2 separate regions of the Homo sapiens genome follow, and region 2 is linked to region 1. A link is a loop called in an ENCODE intact Hi-C map of the cell type or tissue named here. Cell type or tissue: breast epithelium. All regions are shown on one strand. Each heading gives the region's core, and the rest is flanking DNA. Links, peaks and the distances in the headings are about the cores only.

Region 1 (4,402 bases), core at 258-4,257:
GCTTGAATACGGCGTTTCTGTGCGCGCGCTACTCCTCCTTTTGCCTCACACTGTGTAACATACACAGTGGCACTGCCTCTTACTAGACTTGGTGTTAGAGGTCACTCTCTGTTTTACAAACATGTACTGTAAACACAAGTGGGGCCCAGAGGACAAAAGGTGAACGAGGGTGCTCACTGGGAAGGATGAACTTCACTGCACACCCATGCAGAAATCCTGTGCTTTGAGAATATAATAAAACCTTAAGCCCTTGATTTATACTCCTCCAAGCTCAGCCTAAATTCACACGGAAGATCCATCTTCCAAGCACATCCAGGAATGGTGACTTTGCAGATGAAATTCTGGAAAATCACTTCAATCAACTGTGGCTTCTGCTTTTCCTTAACTCTGTCATCCTTCAAACAGAGTCACCTCACTCCATTCCTCCCGCTCAGGTGCACAGGAAGTGCTGAGGGTGCCCGAAATTCTTCAAAGGGAAAGGCCGAGCCCTTTTAAAAGTAGTGGTTTCCAAGAAAAGGAAAATCAAATTCATTTCTTATCACTATTTACCAAGACATGTGATTCAAAGCCAACTTTTGGTACCAAGTAATCTTCCCTAAACCAGGAGGGACATCAGAGTTTGAATGAGTGGTCTAAGAGGAGAAATTGTTTCCAGTTGAAATGGAAAACCTGGTTCCAGTTATCGAGATGTTGGAAGGTATTTATTTTTAGAAGGTCCACTTTTTTCTAATTTTCTTATATATGGAAAAAAGTAAAGGCCTTGGTAATATATATGTGTGTGTATATATATTATATGTGTATATATTATATATTATTATATAATTATATCATATATTAGTAATATATGATATAATTAATATATATTATTTTATATATATATTGTGTGTGTGTGTGTGTGTGTGTGTGTGTGTGTATACATTTTCCCTTTTCATCATCAAAAGCAAAACTCAGGCCAGGGGAAATGGATCCAAGTGGGGAGGGGAGACATGGATAAAGCATGCTCTCTAAGCGTCAGGCAGCCTCGGTGATATCCCTCACCAATCCTGAAGCCCCTGAAACAGGGAGAACAAAGCAGTGGGCTTGCCCAGCAGCTGTCCCTTGCAGAAGCCCTGCTGGGCCTACCCAGCTCCACCTCCTCCTGGTGGGCAGTTACTCTGGGCTTGCAGGAAATGCCTTAATTAAAATGCTGGCCACACAGACAACTTAGCAGGCTGTGCGTCTGCAGCAGCAGGAAATCCTCACAATCCCCAGGCTCCCAGGGATCCTAAGGAACCCAGTCAAGATGGTGGAAAGACCTAAGTGGCAAACTTAGGCCACTGGGCCCTTCCTGGTGGTGTAGATAGCTAAGGATAGCATCATAGACTCTTCAAATTCCACAGATTCCTGAGTTGAAAGAAACACAACTATGCCAAATGGCTCTGAACATTTTGAGAAGTAAAACACTTTGGGAGGTAAATGACCTCTAACAAACTCAAGAAGCAGTCACATGCATTCTAACTTTTGCAGGCAGTTCACAGGCTCCAAGTTATGATCTCGTCTAGGGGTTGGGAAACTACAGCCTGAGGACCAAATCTGGCCCCCCATCTGTTTTTGTAAATGAAGTTTTACCGGAACACAGCCATGCCCATTCATTTACAGTATGGTCTATGGCTGCTTTCGGACGACAAGGGCAGAACTGAATAGTTGTGACAGAGACCGTTTGGCCTGCAGAACCTAAAATATTTACTGTCTAACCCAGTATGGAAAAAAATTTTTTTTTACTGGATCTAATTATTCCCTGATCTGGATCAGCTCCTCATTTCACAGATGAAGAAACTCAGGCCCAGATGGGTTAAGAACTTGTAGCGTAGCAGGACCAAGAACTGAACCCAAACTCCTGACTCCTAGCCCAGTGCTCTTCAACACTGTCTGGATTTGAATGAAGGTGAGGGGAAAATGAATTCAATTTTATGGCAGTTCCTTTTGTTCCATATCTCTTTGCATGAAAACAAATATTTTATGTAATACTGAAGACGGCCTTTCCCACACAGAAACCATTTCATCAGGTTTAGTAACCATAAAGTGGACTTGATTTTGTAAGGATTATTTTCTGGTAAATGCATTTCAAGGTTCAATTAGCTAAACCTGTGTACACAAAAAGGTGTCCTACACCTCGCCTCAGAACATGACTTTCACATGGTTGGAGATGGTCAGTTTTGCAAGCCGTCAGGGCAGAAGTGAATGATGCAATCTTGGCTAGAAGTTAACTTCTTGGTATGCCCCTTGTCTGGGTTCTGCATTTGTTCTCACTGCATACACACATGCTCATGGAACTCCTCAGCAGCACAGTGCCAGGCGACAAGCCCAGGCATTCCTAAACTATCTCTAAAGCAATTGCAAGAAAATAAACTCCCTCCTACAGACCCACGGGGACAGAATCTGCTGTGCACAGGCTGCCTCCGGTTCTATTGTCAGCCAGCTTGTAGACATCAGAGTGTGTTGTAGGCCAAAGAGGAGAAAGACAGGTTTTTTTTCCCCAAGGAACTATGGCCCTCAGTTTGTAAAGGCACAGAGCCCAGACACACCTCACACCACCTGAATTCAAATCCCCATTAAGAAACAGCTTGGGGGCCAGGCGCGGTGGCTCACGCCTGTAATCCCAGCACTTTGGGAGGCCGAGGCACTCCAGCCTGGTGACAGAGCAAGGCTCCGTCTCAAACAAAAAAAAAGAAAGAAAACTGCTTGGGCACCATCTGGACAATCCTCTCCTCGACCAGGAGGTGGTGAACCTGGCCTGGCAGCCTCACCCCACAACTTTACCCAGAACCACCCCATGACTCACTACGGTGTGGGCAACAGCACCCCAGCCTTGCCAGCCCTATCCCTACCACTGGATTCTGACGGGGTCTGGGCTTCGGCTAGGATATTAATTCTACATCCATTTCTCCCCTTCACATTTTGCGTCTCCACCCGTCAGTGATATAAGAAAATACATAGATCTCCTAAAAGCTATTCTCCTTTCCTCCTGATTCTTTGTTGTTAGAATTTTACCGAACCACTGAAAGCTAATAGTAAAAGTGCTTGACAAAGGAAGAGCCTCCGGAAGTTAAAGGTGTTTGGCAAAAATGAATGGGGCAAACTGTAATCAGCAGCCGCACCTTTGTAAATATATCGACCAGGCTCTGCACCTCTGCAAGAGAACTGGCAGAAACCTGGGCTCAGGACCCAGATGGCAAGAGCTCAACACCACACCATTGTTTACTACTTGGAGGACCTTGGGCAGTTTGTTTACACTTTCAGTGCCTTTGTTTCCTCATCTGTAAAATGTGGATAATAATGACATCAACTAGGTAAGTTAGTTGAGATAATGCAAATAAAGCAATTATCACAATGCCTGACAACATATGTATTAATCTTCACCCACCAGATCCTTCCATCATCACCATCTCAATCCAGCAAGCATTTCTGTGATGTACCACCATGCCACTCTCGCCACTGTCTGGGAGACACCTGATTGCTAGATGCCTTCATACCTGAAGGGTTTGCTGTCAGGGTCAGTGTCCTTGAACCCCATCTCTTCAAGCTTACAGCGTCGGTACAATTCATAGTGGCGGGTGTGAGTCTGCTCTCGCAAGTCCTCCATGTTCACGCGGATCAGCATCTCTCGAAGTTTCACAAAATCGCAATGATTTTCATTCTCAACTACAAGAGAGGGGGGAAATGGCGGAAGTGGGATTAGCAATGATGTCACTGAAATATCTGCAGTGATGCTTCCAAGATGTTATTACCATCACTCCTGAAATCTCTGGGGTCTCAAGACCATCTGAAGATCCTTTACTGGATTCACCTTACATTCCTGACGAAGACAAGATTTCTGACAACATTGACCATAATACTGATGACAACGCTGACTGCTGAGTGCCTACTCAGCACAGAGCACAGAGGGAGGAGCTTGAAAACAAATATTGTCTTTACCCTTCATAATAACTCTGCCAACTAGATGTCATGACTCTTGCTTTGCAGACGCAGGAGCTTGGTGAGCAAGCTGACCTCCCAAAGAGAGGTAGCAGGGTCTAGATTCAAATGCCAGAACATCTGGCCCAAAGCCAGATGTATTTGTACCACTCCATGCTGTCTATAACTGTGCAGGGCCACTTTTACATACCACTTCATTTAATTTTATCAACAACACTAGGAAGAAAGGAGTTTTCTTATTGTAGAGAAATTAGTAAGAGTAAGAAAAATTGTATTTTTCCCAGGGATCTCAAAGGTACTGTTTCTTCTCACAGCTTTATTGCCTTTATTCAAAACAGAGGAAAAGGAGGTCTGATACATCTTAAACCAGCGAAGAACTTTCTTTAGCCATCCTGCTTAATCCATAGCACTGGATGTCCTCCTTCAGAACATAAGAGTAGGTCATAGA
Region 2 (4,402 bases), core at 150-4,149, 620 kb before region 1:
ATAAGTAAGGACTTACTCCTGCCATTTTGTTATTTGTTTTCTGCTTGTTTAATGGTCTTCTCTTCCTTCTTTCTTTCCTTACTGTCTTATTCTAGTGAAGGTGATTTTCTCTGGTGATATAATTTTGTTTCGTTTTATTTTTTGTTTATCCATTGTATACTTTTTGGTTTGAGGTTACCACAAAGCTTGCAAATACTATCTTATAACCCATTATTTAAACTTGATAACACTATTTGCATAAACAAACAAGCAAAAAGAAAACAAATACAAATTCTACACCTTAACTCTGTTGCCCCAATTTTTAATTTTTTGTTGTTTCTATCTTGTTGTACTATGTGTTGAAAAGTTATAGTTATTGTTTTTGATTCATTTACCATTTAGTCTTTCTACTTAGGACAAGAGTAGTTTACACACCACAGTTACATATTCTGTGTTTTTCTGGGTAGTTACTATTACCAGTAAGTTGTACCTTTGGGTGATTATTTATTGTTCATTAATGTCCTTTTCTTTTTGATTGAAGTACTCCCTTTGCATTTTTTGTAGGACAGGTCAGGTATTGATGAAATTTCTCCGCTTCTGTCTGGGAAAGTATTTATTCATCCTTCATGTTTGAAGGATATTTTTGCCAGATATGCTATTCTAGGGTAAAGTTTAAATCCCAAGCTGCTGTATAATTATCAAGTGGAGTACAGTGGCATTGGTCCAAAAAGGCATTTTAAACACACTAATAATAAACAGATTTCAAATGATCTAATCAATCACCATTGTGGCTGTCACTTTGTTTCCATCCAAACATACTGTAGTAACTAAATTTAAATACTAAACATGTTGGAGCCTTTGAGAAGCCTTCTTTGATGATGTCACTGAAATCAAAACTTGTAACATTAATTTGGCTCTGAACAATATAATCATGAACTCCATAACAACTTTTGGATTTCTGTAGTATTACTGACATTTTAAAGTAAGTCTAGATATGTTAATTCATTCATCTCAAAACTTTTTGAGGAAGTGGCAATGATATCTCTTGAGCACTGCTCAACAAGATGTGCCAGGTGTTGTGCATTCTTTGACTTCTCTTAACAATATTATTTAATATGTATTTTTGTACCCATTTTATAAGGAAACTGAGATTTAAATGGTTTTAATAACATAGCAAAACCCTTAGTGCTATTAAATGGCAGAGCTGATATGTGAGCCTATTTCTCTCTCTATCACCTCAATCACAACACCTTGCATGGGAAGGCAGAATGACCCTAACCCTATGAAATTCCAGACATCAAAAATGAGTAAGATAGTTCCTGCCCTCAAGAGCGTAGTCTTTCCTTCAAGACAGGAACCAGTGAAATGCTTATAGGTTTGTAAAATATGCTCATGATATATCTTTCCCCCAGAGCAACGCTACTACACCCATCCACACTCTCTTAGTGCTATCTCATATACTTCATGTGGAAAACACATGATAACAGAGCATCATTAGCTGTTTCTCCTCCGCTTAGCCTCTGATTTATGCTACTTTATTCCAGCAATCATCTTGAATCTATTCCTATTATTGTCCCCAAACTTAATTTAGCTTTTCTCTCTCCTCAGTAGAAATATACTACATGGTGCCATATGACCCCTGTTGCAGACGATGTCAATGTTCCTCTTGTAATCCCTATACTCACCTTGGGGACAGTCCCCATATAGGCTGATGGCTTCCTGAGTCTTTCTACTTGATAGTGTTCTCTATCCTCAGGAGCTTCCTCAGCCCATATACAGAGCAGAAAGAAAGTGCCAGAGTGTTAAAACCCCCAGAGGGACTGCTCAGCCAATGAAGGTGTAGAAATTGGTGGATAAATACTCTGACCTCATCCTCCAGTGGGAAAGTTCTGAGAAATGTTCAATGCAGTCTCTGAGAGGGTTCCAGGAGCATCAAGCCCCAGATGCCATTCTCATCAGTGGAATTTTTATTGGCTTTCTTTTCTTCCCTATTTATTGAAGATTGGGATCCCCAGGCAGCTGACTCTGAGAAGGGCATTAGTGTTCAAGAGATTTACTGGAAAGTACTTTCAGGATTAATCCCTGTGTAGGAAAAGGAAGGAAGCAGGGTTGGGATGAGGGAGAAGTTTGAATGTATCAATGTTTGAAGCATCATTTGACTACATAGGGAGATCTGAAGCCAGGATGTCCCTTTAAAATTGTCTGAATTGTGGTAAAGGGGACGGGCCATAATGACCTGCATTGACAACTTATTTTCAGATTTTTAGATTCAGTCTGTCTCCAGGAAAATGAATAACCTTGTGAGGTGGTTCTCTTCAGCTGAGGGAAATTTTTGGAGAGGGCAAACAACTAAGGAGGGCTAGCCAGAACCCCCAGCAGCTTGAGAATAAGCCCTTCAGTCACGAAGAGGGATCTAGGCAGTGCATCAAGGCATCCACTAAAGTCCACTCCTTGCTCCATTCAGATTCACTTCATCTGAGTTTTGGAGAAGCTCCTCTAGAATTCTGGTGGGCCTCCTCTCCTGTGGTAAACTTATAAAAGGAAAGTCAGAGAGATAAACTATAGTCTATACAGCTAGCGCTAATCTCAAGGGTATAACTGATACCCATTATCTCCCTACTTTGCTATCCATTGTGGATTTCCCTCATCCTCAGCTAGCACTTCTGCTGATCTTGGTGGCTTATTTCACTCAAGTGCTCCTAGCCTGGTCAACCTGTGACTGCTGCACTTGTCCATTTACAGGCAAAATTGGGCAAGGGAATATCAAGAGATGCATGAGCAAATTTCTTAGGTGCCAAATGTATTGCTATATGCCGTTTTGCATGTGTAAAGGTAGTCTGACTTCCCCTTGATGATCTACCAAGATAGTGACTCTTATTGATTGCTTGTTCTGTGGAATGAGTATCCAAAGTTCCCAGGGGTTGCCATAACCTAAAGCTTAAGAGGACTTTTACTATATACTCAGGTAGAAACATTTCTCTTTTTGGAAACAATATACCTAAACCACAGGGCCTACCTGGGACCTGTGGTTGAACATACCCATGGCTCAGCTTACATCCTTGCATTCACTTGGCTATATTGACTGAGCTGTATTCCCAGATAGGAATACTCTTATTCCAGAAACCTGAGAGGCCCACCAGGTATCGTGCTCCCTTCTTCATGGTAGGAAGTGCATGATGCAATAATTTAAACTTTCCTTTGAAGGGGATGATCTGGCATGTTCCAGCCCACTGGCTCCTAAAAAATTCCTGGATAGGGATGACTCCTGAATCTTCATAGCTTTCATTTTACCCTTTCTGGAGGACATGTGTCTTCCTAAGGTCATGAACATACTTGCCACTTGTTGCTCAACCAGTCAGATTAGCATGATGCCGTCAATATAGTGGACCAATGTGAAATTATAAGGGCATGTTGGATTATAACAGAACAAGAAAGTAAACCTAGTCCTGGGGCAACACTATAAATATAATATTTGTAGCATGCTGTAGTCAGTTCCAAGTGAATGCAAACTTTTTGATGGGATTGGGAAAGAACATATTTGCCAGGTTAATAACTGTATACCACTGCTCTATCAAAAAAGCCACGCTTGCCCCAGTGATAAAATTAGTACAAATATTTGGTTAGGTTTGCAATAGGTTATTTTCAGGATCCATCTGGATTTTGTATAAGGCATATTGGTGAATTAAATGGAGATATGATGGGGACCAGCACTAAATCTGCTTTGCAAGAAATGCTAAGGGGAGTTCCTTCAAGATGAAGGAAAAGGATGCTAATTAGTAACATGAAAACATAGGAAAGTATAAAACTCACTAGTAAAAACAACTACATTGTGAAATTCAAAACACTATAATACTGTAATGTTGATGGGCAAATTAAGCATATCTCTAGTATAAAGGCTAAAAGGCAAACCTAGTAAAACCACAGCTACAAAAATTTATTAAGAAATACTAATACTTTGAGGGCTCGGGGGAAGGATAGGAAGAGGGTGAGGAATAAAAAACTACACACTGGGTATAGTGTATACTACTTGGGTGATGGATACACCAAAATCTCAGAAATCACCACTAAAAGACTCATCCATGTAACAAAAAACCACCTGTTCCCCAAAAATTACTGAAATAAAAAAATAAGTATTTCCTGTCCATACAAAAAATACAAATAATAAAAAAAATTTATGCTATCAAAAACAAAAATATGGGGGGTGAGGGGAAGTAAAAGAGTATAGTGTTGTGTATGCAATCAAAATTAAGTTGCTATCAGCTTAAAATAGCCTGTTATAAGTATACAAAGTTTTATGTAAGCCTCAAGATAACCACAAAGCAAAACCCTATAAACAGCAAAAGCCTATAAAGTAGATAAAAGATAAAAAGGAGAAGCTTCAAAGAATACTGCTACAGAATACATCATACCACAAAGGGAGAAA

The links. Peaks named below come from ENCODE experiments on the same cell type or tissue, not always from the same donor. Only the 100,000 strongest peaks of a DNase experiment are listed, where the experiment ranks them.
Region 2: a loop joins it to region 1, with 30 times the contacts of the local background. A loop is called at or near these places in 1 of 110 quality-filtered maps.

Annotation. Positions count from the first base shown.
Region 1 is chr4:77,019,781-77,024,182 of GRCh38, reverse strand. It overlaps SEPTIN11 (septin 11), which reads right to left. Exons shown (of 10, transcript NM_018243.4): 7 at 3,513-3,681. LOC105377291 (a long non-coding RNA gene) reads left to right here and starts at 858. Exons shown (of 2, transcript XR_001741734.2): 1 at 858-1,924; 2 at 3,407-4,402. RefSeq lists an enhancer at 689-1,308. In breast epithelium, for the core only: no CTCF peak of the experiment used is centred there; a DNase peak (open chromatin) is centred at 2,332; H3K27ac peaks cover 1,446 bases.
Region 2 is chr4:77,639,830-77,644,231 of GRCh38, reverse strand. No RefSeq gene overlaps it. Among named protein-coding and RNA genes, the nearest start is that of CXCL13, 36 kb to the right of the region's middle. In breast epithelium, for the core only: no CTCF peak of the experiment used is centred there; no DNase peak of the experiment used is centred there.